Regions from separate parts of the Homo sapiens genome. Here region 1 is linked to region 2. A link is an interaction called in ENCODE POLR2A ChIA-PET data of the cell type or tissue named here. Cell type or tissue: OCI-LY7. All regions are shown on one strand.

Evidence for each region. ChIA-PET counts read pairs that join two places held together with the same protein. Peaks named below come from ENCODE experiments on the same cell type or tissue, not always from the same donor. Only the 100,000 strongest peaks of a DNase experiment are listed, where the experiment ranks them.
Region 1: POLR2A ChIA-PET joins it to region 2 with 10 read pairs; 3 of 35 experiments call an interaction of 5 or more read pairs at or near these places.

What each region holds. Positions count from the first base shown.
Region 1 is chr10:119,325,513-119,333,512 of GRCh38, reverse strand. GRK5 (G protein-coupled receptor kinase 5) reads right to left here. Exons shown (of 16, transcript NM_005308.3): 2 at 6,902-6,997. Among named protein-coding and RNA genes, the nearest start is that of GRK5-AS1, 9.8 kb to the left of the region's middle. In OCI-LY7, no CTCF peak of the experiment used is centred here; DNase peaks (open chromatin) are centred at 182 and 4,652.
Region 2 is chr10:119,119,795-119,127,794 of GRCh38, reverse strand. It overlaps DENND10 (DENN domain containing 10), which reads right to left. Exons shown (of 9, transcript NM_207009.4): 5 at 7,343-7,454; 6 at 4,226-4,326. Among named protein-coding and RNA genes, the nearest start is that of DENND10, 20 kb to the right of the region's middle. RefSeq lists an enhancer at 6,944-7,238. In OCI-LY7, no CTCF peak of the experiment used is centred here; a DNase peak (open chromatin) is centred at 7,214; H3K4me3 peaks cover 709 bases; H3K27ac peaks cover 1,471 bases.

The DNA.
Region 1 (8,000 bases), 210 kb before region 2:
GTTTACTCCACCACCAATGGGTGGTGGACAAGATGCTCTCCAGTCCCCTGAGCTAAGGATTCTGTGAAAACCTGACATCACTGTGATCATGACTCCGACTACAGCTTCAGAGGAAACCAACCTGCCCCAGGAGCCACCAGCTTCCCCTCCCCACTTAGTGGCTGTGAGACTGTGGCTGAGTCATGTACCATGCTGAGCTGCCTCATCCAGATGGTGAGGATGGTGGGCAGGGGGAGGGGTGGGTTACAGCAGATGCTACCTACAGTGCCTCCTAAGGCCAGACTTTAATTACTTTAAGTGTAAACTACTGGCTAAGGTTAAATGGGTACAGCAAACACATGTCACCAATTTTTTTAGAAGAGCTCTAATTTCAAATATTTCACCTCATTCATTCCTTCATTCACCCAGTATTAATGAACCCCTATTATGTGCCAGACACTGTTCTCATAGTGAAACAGGCAAGACACAGTTGCAATTAACATAGAACATCTAGTACAGTGTGGGAGACAGAAAATACACAAGTAAACGAAAAGATGGCTTCAGACGGAGTTATGGGTAAGAACATTAAATAAACAGCACTATGGGAAAGGATGCAATTAGAAGGAGGGTATGGTTCCTTTTTAGAAGGCTTCTCTATGGAGATGATATTTGGACTGAGACCTTAAAGTCCCCTGGAAGAAAAAGTGTGAGGAAGAACATTCCGGGTAGAGAGAACAGGTGCAAAGGCTCTGGGCTGGAGACAAGCGTGTGTTATTCAAAGGACAAAAGGGAGACCAGCTTGTGAATGGAGGAGGAGGGAAGGATCCAAGATGAAGGTGAGGGCCAGCTCACATAGGGCAGCACAGGCAGGGCACTGCCAAAAGGACCATGGATAGGATTTAGAGAGTCCATGGACTGGGGTGGAGAAAAATGTCATCTTTCTTTTCACCAACCTCTAACTGAAAATTTGCACTTCCTTCAATTATGAATGTAGACAACAACCTACAATGATGTCAGCAGTGCCGGGGACTTGTCACCGGCAGAAATCAAAGATCCATTCCTATCAGTTGTTGCAGATATCTGAAAAGCTCACTCAGGTTCATGACAAGTTCAAAATTACAATAGCTGGCCGGGTGCAGTGGCTCACGCCTGTAATCCCAGCATTTCAGGAGGCTGAGGAGGGAGGATCACTTGAGCTCAGGAGTTTGAGACCAGCCTGGGCAACATGGCAAAATCCCGTCTCTACAAAAAATACAAAAATTAGCTGGGCATGGTAGTGCACGTTTGTAGTCCCAGCTACTCAGGAGGCTGAGGTGGGAGGATAGCTTGAGCCCAGGAAGCAGAGGTTGCACTGAACCAAGATCACGCCACTGCACTCTAGCCTGAGCGACAGAGTCAAACTCTGAGGCAAAAAAAAAAAAAAAAATCAAAATTACAATAGCTATTAGACCCACAGTTAGACCTTATAAAGTATTAACAAAGAAGCACATATATTTCTGTATCATAAATTTTAGAAGTATGTAGTAAGTATATTTAAAAAGGATCAGTTTCCTCTGTAACCCTATGTATTCTATTTTATCTATAAAAGCATTCTTCTGATAAGGGGTCTACAGGCTTCACCTTAGGGCAAAGTGCTTACAAGCCACAGTAAGGAGTCTGGGTTTTACTGAGTGGAATGGAGAGCTGTTGGGTTGGTTTCAGCAGGAGAATGATTTCACAGGGTCCAGTTTTCATTTTTCAAAAATCACCCTGGCTGCTAGGTAGAGATGGTCTATGACTGTCCAGGGCAGGGCTGAAGGCAGAAGGCCAGGGCTTTAACAGACCACCGTTCGGGGCCATCCAGACATGGCGGCATCCTGGGGTCCTCATGGGTTCTGCCCTCAGCTCTGATCAAGAGCCTTCTCATGGCACCACCTCACACCCTAAAGGGGCCCTGTCCCCTTGGCACAAAGCCTGTCCCAGGACATCCTCCCAAAGAACTTCAGAAAGTGAGCTCATGTGTCCACAAGAAAAATAAATGCGGTATTGGCCACTGTTTGGTTTGTGTATTGGTCTAGGAAAGAAATGAGAATTTTATTTTAAAAAGCCTTCCAGCAGGACCCCAGCAGAGACTGGGCAAACACCTCAGCGACGGACTGTAAACAGTGGGAAGGCCCAGACCCTGGCCCCGTGGCCACGAGCTGCAGCCCCACGGCTCACGTCAGCCTTCCTGCCCTTCCCGGGCCTCTCTCCCACGGCACTCACACACAGAGCCTTTTCAATACCCTCCGGCAGAACAGAAGAATCCATTTCCACACGCCAGCACGCACGTTCCTCACACCATCCCAGGGGAGTGGGCCCTGCCAAGAGGCCAGTTTATGGACCTAGAAGGACAGACAGGGCTGGGGCCCATGGTCGCGGCGGGGGGGTGGTCCATGGACAGAAAAAAGCTCAGAGCCAAATCCTGTGCTCCCAGGTCCCCCACAGTGGAAGTGAATGAGGTGGGGCCAGGCAGACTGGAAGCTGAGGGACACTCAGGTGCTCCCAGGGCAATGCCTGGAAGCTTATGGGGAGGAGGCCTAGAGTGAGGAAATCAACCTCCGCCTCCCAAGTTGAAGCGATTTTCCTGCCTCAGCCTCCTGAGTAGCTGGGATTACAGGCACCCACCACCATGCCTGGCTAATTTTTGTGTTTTTAGTAGAGGTAGGGTTTCCCCGTGTTGGCCAGGCTGGTCTCTAACTCCTGACTTCAGGTAATCTGCCTGCTTCAGCCTCCCAAAGTGCTGGGATTACAGGCATGAGCCATCACACCCATCCTAGATCTAAGAGTCTTAATTTGGGAGGAGGGGGCTGGGAGGGACACCAGGCCTTGGCAGGGCTAGTTAATCTCAAAGTATGAGAAGCTGTGTCTCAGGGGAGAGGTGGAAAGCCAGGGTGCACTGGCTCTTTGAATCTAGGAATAGGTTGGCACTGAACCTAGTCCTAGACTATGGACTGAATGTCCGCATCCTCCCTGCAACACACATGTTGAAACCTAACCCCCAGCGTGACGTTATTTGGAGGTAACGCCTTTGGGAGGTGATTTGGTCATGAGGGTGGAACCATCATGAATAGGATTAGTGCTCTTATAAAAAGAGACAAGAGCTCTCTCTCTCTCTCTCTCTCTCTCTCTCTCCCTCCCTCCCTCCCCCGCCCCACCATGCAAGGATACAAGAAGACAGCCAACTGTAAACCAGGAAAAACTGATGAGGACATCAGATCTGCTGGCATTTTCATCTTGGACTTCCCCACCTCCAGAACAATGAGAGATAAATGTCTGTTGTTTAAGCCACCTAGTCTGTGGGTATTTGTTAAAGCAGCCCATGCTAAGACATAGGTTACATGAAGGAGAAAAAGGCGGCGCAGTGGCTCACACCTGTAATCCCAACACTTTGAGAGACCAAGATGGGCTGATCACTTGAGGCCAGGAGTTTGAAACCAGCCTGGCCAACATGGCAAAACCCTGTCTCTACTAAAAATACAAAAATTAGCTGGGCGTGATGGCAGGTACCTGTAATCCCAGCTACTTGGGAGTCTGAGGCACAAGAATTGCTTGAACCCAGGAGGCAGAGGTTACAGTGAGCCAAGATCACGCCACTGCACTCCAGCCTGAGCAACAGAGCAAGACTCCATCTCAAAAAAAAAAAAAAAAAAAAAAAGTAGGTGTCTGCGTTGCTGGCGTGTGAACCATAGCAGAAACGGGACAGTTCTACAGTAACCAGCTATGCCAGCAAAAGCTTTTCTGCAGGGGGAAGGAGGTTTTTTTTGTTTTTGTTTTTGTTTTTTGAGACAGAGTTTCACTCTAGTTCCCCAAGCTGCAGTGCAATGGCGCAATCTTGGCTCACTGCAACCTCTGCCTCCCAGGTTCAAGTGATTCTCCTGCCTCAGCCTCCCGAGTAGCTGGGATTACAGGCATGCGCCACCACGCCCAGCTAATTTTGTATTTCTAGTAGAGATGGGGCTTCTCCATGTTGGTCAGGCTGGTCTTGAGGGAAGGAGCTTTTTAGTCTGCACCCACTGGCATTGTGGGTTGCAAGTTTGTCTAGTATCCACTCTGGGATATAAAAAAGAAACCCAGGAAGCTCACTGCTGTGTCGTCCCTCATGGCTCGAGGTCCCCAGCCAGTCTGCCTTCTTCTCTCCCGGCTTTCAAAATCTTATGTTTGTTTTATACATAATGTCCAGGGTTTTTGACTGTCCTTAGCGGGAAGGACAGGAAACACCGCATCTACTCCCTCTTGTCTGGAACCATAAATCCTATATTTCATATTTTCATCTTTTATATTTTTGAGAAACACATGAATAAAATATAGCAAAATGTTAAGATTTCTCTCATCTGGATGGCAGATACATGAATGCTCAGTATCTGGCTCTCAATGCTCTTCTTCTATTTATTAGAAACACTTCATAAGTTGAGTGGTCACTTACACCTCATTTATTCTTTCCTTCCCTCGTTCATCCAACTAACATCTATTGTGCCCCTCCTGTGAGGCAGGCACCAACTACGCAGTGGTGAATTTTAACAATCCAGTTCCTCCCCAAAGAGCCCTGAGGAAGGGTGCTCTGGCAGAAGAGGACAGGTGCTCTGAGAGACTCTGGTCTGGAGCTCATTTAAATTCAGGAGTCAAAAGAGGCTTCTCTGAGGAAGTGGCCTTCACATCTGGCTGTGCCCCATAGCACTCCTGGCATCACCACCTGCAGACAGTTTAGCCAGGGCCGGGAAGCACCGCCCTGCCAGGTGAGCGTGGCTGTGCGCAGGTGCCCGCTTCTCACATTGCTCCCCTTGGAGATGCTTTCCTCCTGTTGTAAGCTCTCACCTCCAACTCAACACCCCAGAAAGGTCTCTCCGAGCAGCCCTGTGGCCCTGTGGATGAGTGCAAGACGTTCCCTGGGGCCACAGTGAATGGGTTGTGAGGTAACATCCCTCTTTTGGGAGAAGCTGGGCTCAGCATCCAGGAATGGCTTTCTGGCAGCCAGCAGACCCAGGATGAAAATGACAGAGAAGGCTTGGCTCACCAGAAAGGGGGTACTTGCTGGGCACACATGGGTGAGTTGCAACCATGGCAACTAAGGTCTCCTCCCCAGTCCCACAACAGGCCCTATTCTCTCTGAGCCAAAATTAGCATGAAGAACAAAATGGTCCCCCATGAGGAAATGGCTAGTCACCAGAGGGGTTCTCCCTGGCTCCCCTCTCTGAAGGCCCCCTGCAAAGTCTCAGTGGTCAAATCCTCCCCAGTAAGCTACAGCCCCAGGAACACAGCCCCTCTTCTCTTCCACCCGACCTCGACTGCCTCCAGCAGAAAAGCTGATCATCAAGGGTGCACACGGCATCCACGGCACCGTGGTGTCTGTGGGAACTCCGGAAAGCACGCCAGTGTGCAGAGGGGCATGGGCCCCTGGTCTCCCGACGAGGGCACCAGCTAAGCCCTTTACACACATGGTCTCATCTCACCCACTCCACCACCCTATGACTGGGTTCACAGACAGTGTTACAGCTGGGGAAACAGGCTCAGCAGGATAAAGTAACTTGTCATGTGGCCAGCAGAGAGGGCAGGATCTGAACCCATGTCTGCCTGGACCCAGAGCCCCCAATCCCTCAGGCCAGCAGCATTCTCGGCCCGAGAACACCATGGGGATTCTGATGTGCCTGGGATTTTAGGGATGGAAGGTGGGTCTTAAGGACGTTTCCTGACCCTTCAGGATCCCACCTTGCTTCACCTGCTCATGTCTGCCGTCGTGGGGCGGGGCACAGATGGCCTCCTATCACCTATAAACATGGAGTGTGGACTGAGTGGCCCAGGGCCAGGACGGAGCAAGCCTGGGGGTGGCAGGTAAGTCCCCCCGGCCCTGGAAACTGGTGGGGACAGACCGTGAAGAGGCCATTTAGAAAAGCTGAATAAATGGCTACATGTGGCCTTGAATTCCAGGGCAGGCACGGGGCAGCTCACCCGAGGCCCTGGGCAGAAGTCCCCAGAAAAGCTGGGCCTATGGAGTTCTGGGCAGCACCACCCCGTGCCCAGCCTTCAGTGGACTTGAGTCTTCTTAAACGTGTTCAGCACGTCCATGACCTCTGACAATAATAAGCGGATGGGGAGCCCTCAGGCAGTGATGGGGAAGGACCCACCCCAGGGCACAGAGGGGAGAAGGGCCGGGACCCCAAACACTCTGGAGTGGGGCCTCACATCATGCCTGTCCCCTGGGCGCTCTCGCCCAGGCACCCAGGCCTCCTCACCACAGCCGTGTCCTGCGTGGGACCAGGCACAGACCCACTTGGTTGGCTGCTCTTGGAGGTGCCTGGTGTGTGTGTGCTGGATACAGGGGGCTAAGCTGTGCCACTGAGCCCAGTGGCTCCTCAGGAGCACTGACATCCCCAGCAAGTGGAAAGGGGAGCCCTACCTCCCCCACCTCACCCCACATCCCCCACCCCACCTGACTCTCAGCTCCCAAAGCCTGGGCTGCCCCCTGAGGGCAGGACCCACAGGCTCCAGGAAGAAAGGGGAGAAGTTATGAGCGGTGGCTCTGTGTTGGGCCTGGCCCACCTCCACCACCCTCCCATCAGCTGTGTGACTTTGGGCCGTTACAGAACCACTCTGTGCCTCAGTTTCCCCATCTGAAAGGTGAAGTGAAATATTAAATAATAGCACCTGCCTCAAAGGATAACTGGGAGGAGGTCACTCTGCCCGGCACATGCCATATATTCAATGAATACTGGTTGCCTGTTTATGTTGATTAGCAAAAAGGTCAGCCTGGAGCCCCTACCTGGAAGCACAATACTGTGTCCACTGATTGGCATTTGCCTCACTGCACAGACAGCTTGGCGGCTCACCCATTTGCCTTAATGCACAAACGGCTTGGCGGATCACCTGCTACTCACTCCCCGCACAGCCCCCAGGCAGGACAGCTTACCTATGGTCCTTCGGAGGTCTTCACACTGGCTAATGTGAGGGAACTTCAGGATTTCTTTCCACTTCTTGCTTTTCCCTTTGCGCTTTCCTCCGCCCCCTGCAGAGATGGGGAAAAAGATGCCTGGCTGAGGCTCCAGAGCCTGCGGCGTCCCCGCAGTGAGCCTGCCCACCAGCCTCCTGGGCTGAGAGACAGAGGGACGGGCTGTAGGCCAAGCCAGTGACACACCCCCAGCCCAAGACACACACAAACACACACACTCTTCCTCCCAGGTGGGCTGTGAGCCCCAGTATCCCGCACAGTCCTGCCTGACCCCGGCCCCCTAGCAGTGAGGCCTAGGGCTCCCCTGCACCCCACCCACACCAGGCATCCCCCACGGCTGTTCCCCTAGACTAGACCACAGCCTTCCCACAGCAGGGGCCAGGCCTGCCACGTCTGAACATCCCCTTTAGCTTGGGGCATCCCTGTGGGGCAGAGGCACAGGCAGGTGCCCATGGCCCCTCATGGCCCTCGTTTTGTCCTCTTGCTTTCTGTGGAGAGTCTCCTTCCCCAGCTGGAGGCTAGATGTTGGGGGACAAGAACTTCAGTTTCCACTTGTCAAGTACCGCCTTCTTCTTGCTCCTCACAAACCCCAGAGTCTCCGAGGCTGGAAGGAAGGAGGGACTCCTGAGGGGCCCGCCCTGCCTCACATCCTCCCCAGTGCACACGAGTACTGAGCACGTGGACATGATGAACATGCACACGCACAATGAATGTGCACTAGTAATGAACACATGTAATGAACAGTCACGTGTAACGTGCAGAACCACATGAGGCGCACACAGGTGTTCCCGTCATCCTTGCACTCCTGGTCCAAGGGATGATGGACAGGTGTCAGGGTGCACAGGCGCAAACAGCGATGGGGTGAAGCTCTGGGCCTCAGTGTCCCTGAGCCCACCAGCATCTGGGCCTTGGACCTGAAGGCACTGCTGTGCCATGTGGCCAGAGGGCTCCTGGGGACCAAGGTGCCGTCACCCACTCTCCACCCTTACAGTGGCGCTTAGCCACCATCTGTCCATGACTCACCACAGGTCATGGAGCCCTTTGTGCCCCTTGGTTATCA
Region 2 (8,000 bases):
AGCTGGTGGCCAGGCGCAGTGGCTCATGCCTGTAATCCTAGCCCTTTGGGAGGCTGAGGCGGGTGGATTGCTTGAGCTCAGGAGTTCGAGGCCTGCCTGGGCAACATGGCGAAACCCCATCTCTACTAAAAATAAAATAAAAAAAAAAATTAGCTGGGCATGGTGGCACATGCCTGTAGTCCCTGTTACTCGGGAGGCTGAGGCACAAGAATTGCTTGAACCTGGGAGATGGAAGTTGCAGTGAGCCAAGATCACGCCACTGCACTCCAGCCTGGGCAACAGAGCGAGACTCTGTCTCAAAAAAATAAAATAAAATAAGATAAAACAAAATAATTTAAAAAACAACAAAAACAAAACCTACTACTGAGAGCCAGACCCAGGCCCACCCATGAATGAGAAAATGTGACAGATGACAAGTAATATTACTCATTACTGAAAAAAGAAAGAGATTATTCAATAAATGTCCTGGTCCAAGTGGTTATCCATAGGGTAAAAAAGTTCAGTCAGATCCCAAACTCACACACTACACAAAAAATTATTCCAGATAAATTAATAACTTCACTGGGAAATAAAAAACATTAAAAATGTTTAGGCCAGGCACAGTAGCTCACACCTATAATCTCAGCACTTTGGGAGGCCAAGGCGGGAGGACTGTTGAGCTCAAGAGTTCGAGACCAGCCAGGGCAACATGGTGAAACCTTATCTCTACCAAAAAAAAAAATACAAAAATTAGCCAGGCATGGTGGCACGTGCCTGTAGTCCCAGCTACTTGGGAGGCTGGGGTAGAAGGATGGCTTAAGCCCAGGAAGTGGAGGTTGCAATGAGCCGAGACTGAGCCACTGCACTCCAGCCTGGGCGACAGAGCAAGACCCTGTCTCAAAAAAAAAAAAAAGAAAAGAAAAAGAGAAAGAAAAATTTTCATAAGAAAATGGCCAGGCACAGTGGCTCATGCCTATAATCCCAGAGCCCAGGAATTCAAGACAAGCCCAGGCAATAAAGCAAGACTTTGTCTCTAAAAAAAAATACAGACGGCTGGGCGCAGTGGCTCACGCCTGTAATCCCAGAACTTTGGGAGGTCAAGGCAGGTGGATCATCTGAGGTCAGGAGTTCGAGACCAGCCTGACCAATATGGTGAAACCCTGTCTCTACTAAAAATACAAAAATTAGCCAGGCATGGTGGTGGGTGCCTGCAGTTCCAGCTACTCAGGAGGCTGAGATAAGAGAACTGCTTGAACCAGGGAAGTGGAGGTTGCAGTGAGCTGAGAGCATGCCACTGCACTCTGGCCTGGACAACAGAGGGAGACTCTGTCTCAAAAAAGACAGGCAATAACAAACGATGGCAAGAATGTAGAGAAAAAGAACTCTCGTACACTGTTGGTAGGAATGTAAATTAGTACAGTCACTATGGAGAACAGTATGGAAATTCCTCGAAAAACTAAAAATAGAACTACCATATGATCCAGCAATCCCACTGCTGGGTATTTACCCCCAAAAAAGGAAATCAGTGTATCAAAGAGATACCACCATTCCCATGTTCACTGCAGCACGGTTCACAACCACCAAGATTTGGAATCAAACTGAGTGTCCATCAACAGATGAATGGAAAAGAAAATGTGGTGCATATACACAGTGGAATATTATGCAGCTATAAAAAGGAATGAAATCCTGTCATTTGCAACAACATGGATGGAACTGGAGGCATCATGTTAAGTAAAAGAAGCCACGGACAGAAAGACAAATTTTGCATGTTCTCACTAATCTGGGGGAGCTAAAAATTAAAACAATGGAACTCAGGGAGATAGAGAGTAGAATGGTGGGTACCAGAGGTTAGGAAGGGTAGTGGGGAGAGGGGGAAAATTTGGGATGGTTAGTGGATACAAAAATATAGTTAGAATGAATAAGACCTAGTATTTGATAGCACAATAGGGTGACTACAGTGAATGATAGTTTATTGTATATTTAAAAATAACTAGAAGTTGGCTGGGCACAGTGGCTCACACCTGTAATCCCAACACTTTGGGAAGCTGAGGCGGGTGGATCACCTGAGGTCAGAAGTTTGAGACCAGCCTGGCCAACATGGTAAAACCCCATCTCTACTCTCTACCAAAAATACAAAAAAATTAGCTGGGCATGGTGGTGCACACCTGTAATCCCAGCTACTCAGGCAGCTGAGGCAGGAGAATCGCTTGAACCTGGGAGGTGGAGGCCGTAGTATGCTGAGATCGTGCCACTGCACTCCAGCCTGGGCAACAGAGTGAGACTCCAACTCAAAAAAAAAAAAAAAAAAAAAAAAGAAAACTAGAAGTGGAATCACAATGTTCTTAACACAAAGAAATCATAAATGCTTGAGGTGATGGATACTGCAATTACCCTGATGTAATCATTATACATTGTAGGCCTGTATCAAAACATCATATGTACCCCATAAATACATATACCTATTATATACCCATAACAATTAAAAAGTTAAGATGAAAAAAAAAAGTCACTGATAAACTTTTAAGACTAGAACTTTACAAGTTCGGCCAGGCACAATGGCTCATGCCTGCAATCCAGGCACTTTGGGAGCCTGAGGTGGGTGGATCACCTAAGGTAAGGAATTTGAGACCAGCCTGGCCAACGTGGAGAAACCCTGTCTCTACTAAAAATACAAAAATTAGCTGGGCATGGTGGCAGGTGCCTGTAATCGCAGCTACTAGGGAGGCTAAGGCAGGAGAATTGCTTGAACCTAGGAGGCAGAGGTTGCAGTGAGCTGAGATCACACTATTGCACTCCAGCCTGGACAACAAGAACAAAACTCCGTCCCAAGAAAAAAACAAAAACAAAAAAAAACTTTACAGGTTAAATAGTTAAATATAGGTTGCATTTTTTAAATTTTATTTTATAATTTAAAAATTTTAAAAGACAGGTCTCCTATGTTGCCCAGGCTGGTCTGGAACTCCTGGGCTCAGGCGATCACCCCACCTCGGCCTCCCAAAGTGCTGGGATTACAGGTGTGAGCCACTGTGCCCAGCCAAAAACAGGCTGCATTTTGATGATGGCTGAACAACAACGTGAATGTACTTAATGCCACTGAACTGTATGTTTACCAATGGTTAAAAAGGTAAATGTAGCTGTGCGTAGCAGCTGACACCTGTAATCCCAACAGTGTGGGAGGCCAAGATGGGCAGATCGCTTGAGTTCGGGAGTTCAAGACCAGCCTGAGTAACACAGGAAGACCTGGTCTCAAAAAAAAAGGTAAATCTTTTTTTCTGGAGACAGAGTCTCGCTCTGTCGCCCTGGCTGGAGTGCAGTGGCTCAGTCTCAGCTCACTGCGACCTCCACCTGCTGGGTTCAAGTGATTCTTGTGCCTCAGCCTCCCGAGTAGCTGGGACTACAGGCACCCACCACCACACCCGGCTAATTTTTTTTTTTTTTTTTTTTGGTATTTTAGTAGAGATACGGTTTCCCCATGTTGGCCAGGGTGGTCTCAAACTCCTGAGCTCAGGCAATCCACTTGCCTCAGCCTCCTAAAGTGCTAGGATTATAGGCATGAGGCACCGCGCCCGGCCAAAAAAAGGTAAATCCTATATGCATTTTACCACAATTTTTTTTTTTTTTTGAGACGGAGTTTTGCTCTTGCTGCCCAGGCTGGAGTGTAGTGGTGTGATCTTGGCTCACCGCAACCTCCGCCTCCCAGGTTCAAGTGTTTCTCCTGCCTCAGCCTCCCAAGTAGCTGGGATTACAGGCATGTGCCACCATACCCAGCTAATTTTTTGTATTTTTAGTAGAGACGGGGTTTCTCCATGTTGGTCAGGCTGGTCTTGAACTCCCGACCTCAGGTGATCTGCCCACCTTGGCCTCCCAAAGTGCTGGAATTACAGGTGTGAGCTACCGCTCCCGGCCACAATTTTTTTTTAAACTAAAAAAAAAAAAAAAATTTAAGGGCAAAAAATTGATTGCATGTGCCAAAGAAATAATAAAGGATCAGTATCCCACTTGGGAATGCACAAAATAAAAACAAAAAACCCTCTTTAAAGTGGAATAAAATTAGCCAGGCGTGGTGGCACATGCCTGTAATCCCAGCTACTTGGGAGGCTAAGGCAGGAGAATTGAAGGCGGACGTTGCGGTGAGCTAAGATCGTGCCATTGCACTCCATCCTGGGCAACAAGAGTGAAAATCCGTCTCAGGAAAAAAAAAAAAAAAAAAGTGAAACAGTTCCTCCCCTGGGATCCTCTTGTCTACCTGTGCACATCTGCAGGGCTTCCAGCTCATCGGCGTTGAGGTGCACGTAAGAGTGAAGGATGGTCCAGTCCTGTCGGTGCCACACCAGGGCAGGCAGAGTCCTGGGGAATCAAGGCAAGAACTCAAGTTGTTGCTGGTCCACACCTTAAAGACTCAGCCTGCCCCCTTCTCCTCTTCCTGAGAAGGAAATGAAGAGGGTAGAGTCTACAGCTAATCAGGGACAGAGGTGAGACCAAGCCCCAAATGTGCTAACCTCTGGGCTTCAAATTAAAGCAATGCAATGTTTTACTATTTATTTTTTTGAGATGGAGTTTCACTCGTCACCCAGGCTGGAGTGCAATGGCGCGATTTTGGCTCACTGCAACCTCCACCTCTGGGGTTCAAGTAATTCTCCTGCCTCAGTCTCCCAAGTAGCTGGGACTACAGGTGCCTGCCACCACGGCCCGGTTAATGTTTGTATTTTTAGTAGAGATGGGGGTTCACCATGTTGGCCAGGCTGATCTTGAACTCCTGACCTCAGGTGACCCACCTGCCTTGGCCTCCCAAAGTGCTGGGATTACAGGCGTGAGCCACTGCACCCAGCCTCTCTGCAATGTTTTAAACTCTGCTTTTGGGGATCAGATCAGCTACAGAAAGCTCAAGGTGAAGTTTCAAAAGATCCCTGTGGTAGCAAAGAGTGACGCTTCTAAGGTTTTCCTCTGAAAAATCCCACTCTGGAGACTGCCATGGAAAGGGAGTCTAAGGGTAAAATTCAAAGTCACCTCTGCAAGCAAGAAATTTTCTGGAAGTCTCCCATTTATATTTAAAATTTTAGTAAAACTCGCAAACCAAGTGTGTTTGTTTCCCTAAGACATAGATTTCTCTGAAAAAAACTTATGGTAGAATAATGACTGCAACAAGATGTATCAAATTTATCTGTGGCTTCATGAACCCCTGGTGCCCTGCTAAATATCTCAGAAGCTGTGACCGCTCCAGTTTAAGGAGCATACGTAGAGGGGGAAAAGGTGATGGGATAGAAAATATGGGCTTTTGGACCCAGAGAGGGCAGGGTGAAAGTTCTGTCTCTCTCACTTAAAATCTGATGCAATCATGATCATAACAATAATAACTTCTAAAGTGTGTCTTACAGGCTAGGTACATGTTAAGCATCTTACATAAATTATTTCCAGTCTTAACAAACTTGTAAGTAGATATTACGATCTTCATTTTACAGATAAAGGAACACAGGCTCAGAAACAATCAATACCTTTTGTTTTGTTTCTGTGACAGGGCCTCACTCCGTCGTCCAGGCTGGGGTGCAGTGACGTGATCATGGCTCACTGCAGCCTCCACCTCCTGGGCTCAAGCGATTCTCCCACCTCAGCCTCCTGTGTAGCTCAGGCTACGGGTGCATGCCACCATGCCTGGCTAATTTTTGTATTTTTTTATAGAGATGGGGTTTTGCTGTGTTGCCCAGTCTGGTCCTGAACTTCTGGTCTCAGGCAATCTGCTAACCTCAGCCTCCCAAAGTGCTGGGATTACAGGTGTGAGCCACCATGCCCGGCCAACATTATCTTTTATGTGTTCACAGAGCTAATAAGTTGCCCTCCCAAGATTTTAACTCAGGTCTTTCTGACTATGAAGCCTTTGTTCTTTTCATTACCTTATACCTATACTCTGCCAACCTTAATTTTCTCATTCATAAAACAGGGTAAAAATACTTCCTTGCAGGGTTCTTGTTATGAGTAAATTTAATAATTTAAGGTATCTTACAAAATGCCTGACATACAGTAAACCCAACACGAATGCTAAGTCCTCTTGCTTTTAAAGAAGGACCTGGCCGGGCACAGTGGCTCATGCCTGTAATCCCAGCACTTCAGGAGGCCGAGACGGGCAGATTACGAGGTCAAGAGATCGAGACCATCTTGGCCAACATGGTGAAACCCCATCTCTACTAAAAATACAAAAATTAGCTGGGCGTGGTGGTGCGCACCTGTAGTCTCAGCTACTCGGGAGGCTGAGGCAGGAGAATTACTTGAACACGGGAGGTGGATGTTGCAGTGAGCCAAGATCGCGCCACTGTACCACTCCAGCCTGGTGACAAAGCGAGAGATTCTGCCTCCAAAAAAAAAAAAAAAAAAAAAAGGACCTAATGGCTGGGTGTGGTGGTTCATGTCTGTAATCATCTCAACGGAGGCAGGAGAATCACTTGAGCCTAGGACATCGAGACCAGCCTGGCCAACATAGTGAGACCCCAGAAACCCCATCTCGACAAAAAATATAAAAAAAATAAAAATGAAAAAAATTTAAAAGGACCTAATAACAAGTTAGATTTAGTAAACAAAAAATCTTTAAAAATCTGTATGGCAGGTGGGGGAGCTGTTAGAGGGGACAGGGCCTGGCAGGCACCTCCTGGCCCTGAACTGACCCTCCTGGCAAAAAAATTATTAACAACAACAAAATCTACATTTATTTTGGCCGGGCACAGTGGCTCACACCCGTAATTCCAGCACTTTGGGAGGCCAAGGCATGAGGATCACTGGAGCCTATGAGTTTGAGACCACCCTGGGCAACACAGCAAGACCCCATCTCTACTAAAAATGAAAATAAAATTTAAAAAATCTATATGTACTATCAAAGTAAGAGTCTTTGTCCTGCTCTAAAACTTTTTAATTAAAACAAGAAAAAAAAAAGAGTCTTTGATAAAACTGAACAGAAGGAACAATTTACCTGAAACGGGTCAGCAAACTATGGCCCACAGCCTAGCTGCCTGTCCTTGAAAATAAAATTTCATTGACCACAGCCATGCTGAGTCATTTATGTACGTGTCCTCCATGGTTGCTTTTGTGCTACCTAGGCAGTTGAGTAGTTGGGGCAGTGACCATATGGCTCACAAACCTAAAATATTTACTGTCTGGCAAGGAAAAGTTTGCTAATCCCCTGCTCTAAAATAGTCATAAATAGTCCAAATCAGTAACCTTGAACTACTAGAGCTAAACAGAAACTTCAGACCAAAGGTGGTATTTCACCACATGCTATTTATAGCAAATGTGCAACACAGCAGAGCACACAGTAACATCTAGTGCTGCGAACTGTCTGCCAACAAAGTTAACACTTTTTTATAATTAGAGGTGATACCTGGTGAACTCCTGGACCGCTTCTATCTTGGGGTGATACACCACAATTCTTTTCTTTAGCATCAGTGCTGTGTGTAAGATAACAGTTTCCATTCCAAACTGAGATACAATGTCTTCAAAAAAGAGAAATTGTAATGTTACTGCATTACACATCATGCAAAGAAATAAAGATTTTTTTTTCTTTTTTTCTTTTTTCTTTTTTTTTTGAGACCGAGTCTCACTCTGTCACCCAGGCTGGAATGCAGTGGCAAGATAGTTGCTCACCGCAACCTCTGCCTCCTGGGCTCAAGCGATTCTCCTGCTTCAGCTTCCCGAGTAGCTGGGATTACAGGCACACACCACCACACCTGGCTAATATTTGTATTTTTAGTAGAGACGGGGTTTCACCATGTTGGCCAGGCTAATCTCGAACTCCTGACCTCAAGTGATCCACCCACCTCAGCCTCCCAAAGTGTTGGGATTACAGGTGTGAGTCACAGCACCTGACGTACAAAATTATTTTTAATACAGAGAATTTAGGCAAATGTTGTAAAGCATACAAACACTTTATTTGGTGGAAGAGTAGATCTATCCTATGTCAGCTTCCCAGGACGTGTGCTCTGCCCCGCAAGGGACTCTATGATGGGATGCATAGAGGAAGCTAGACTCACAAAAAACTG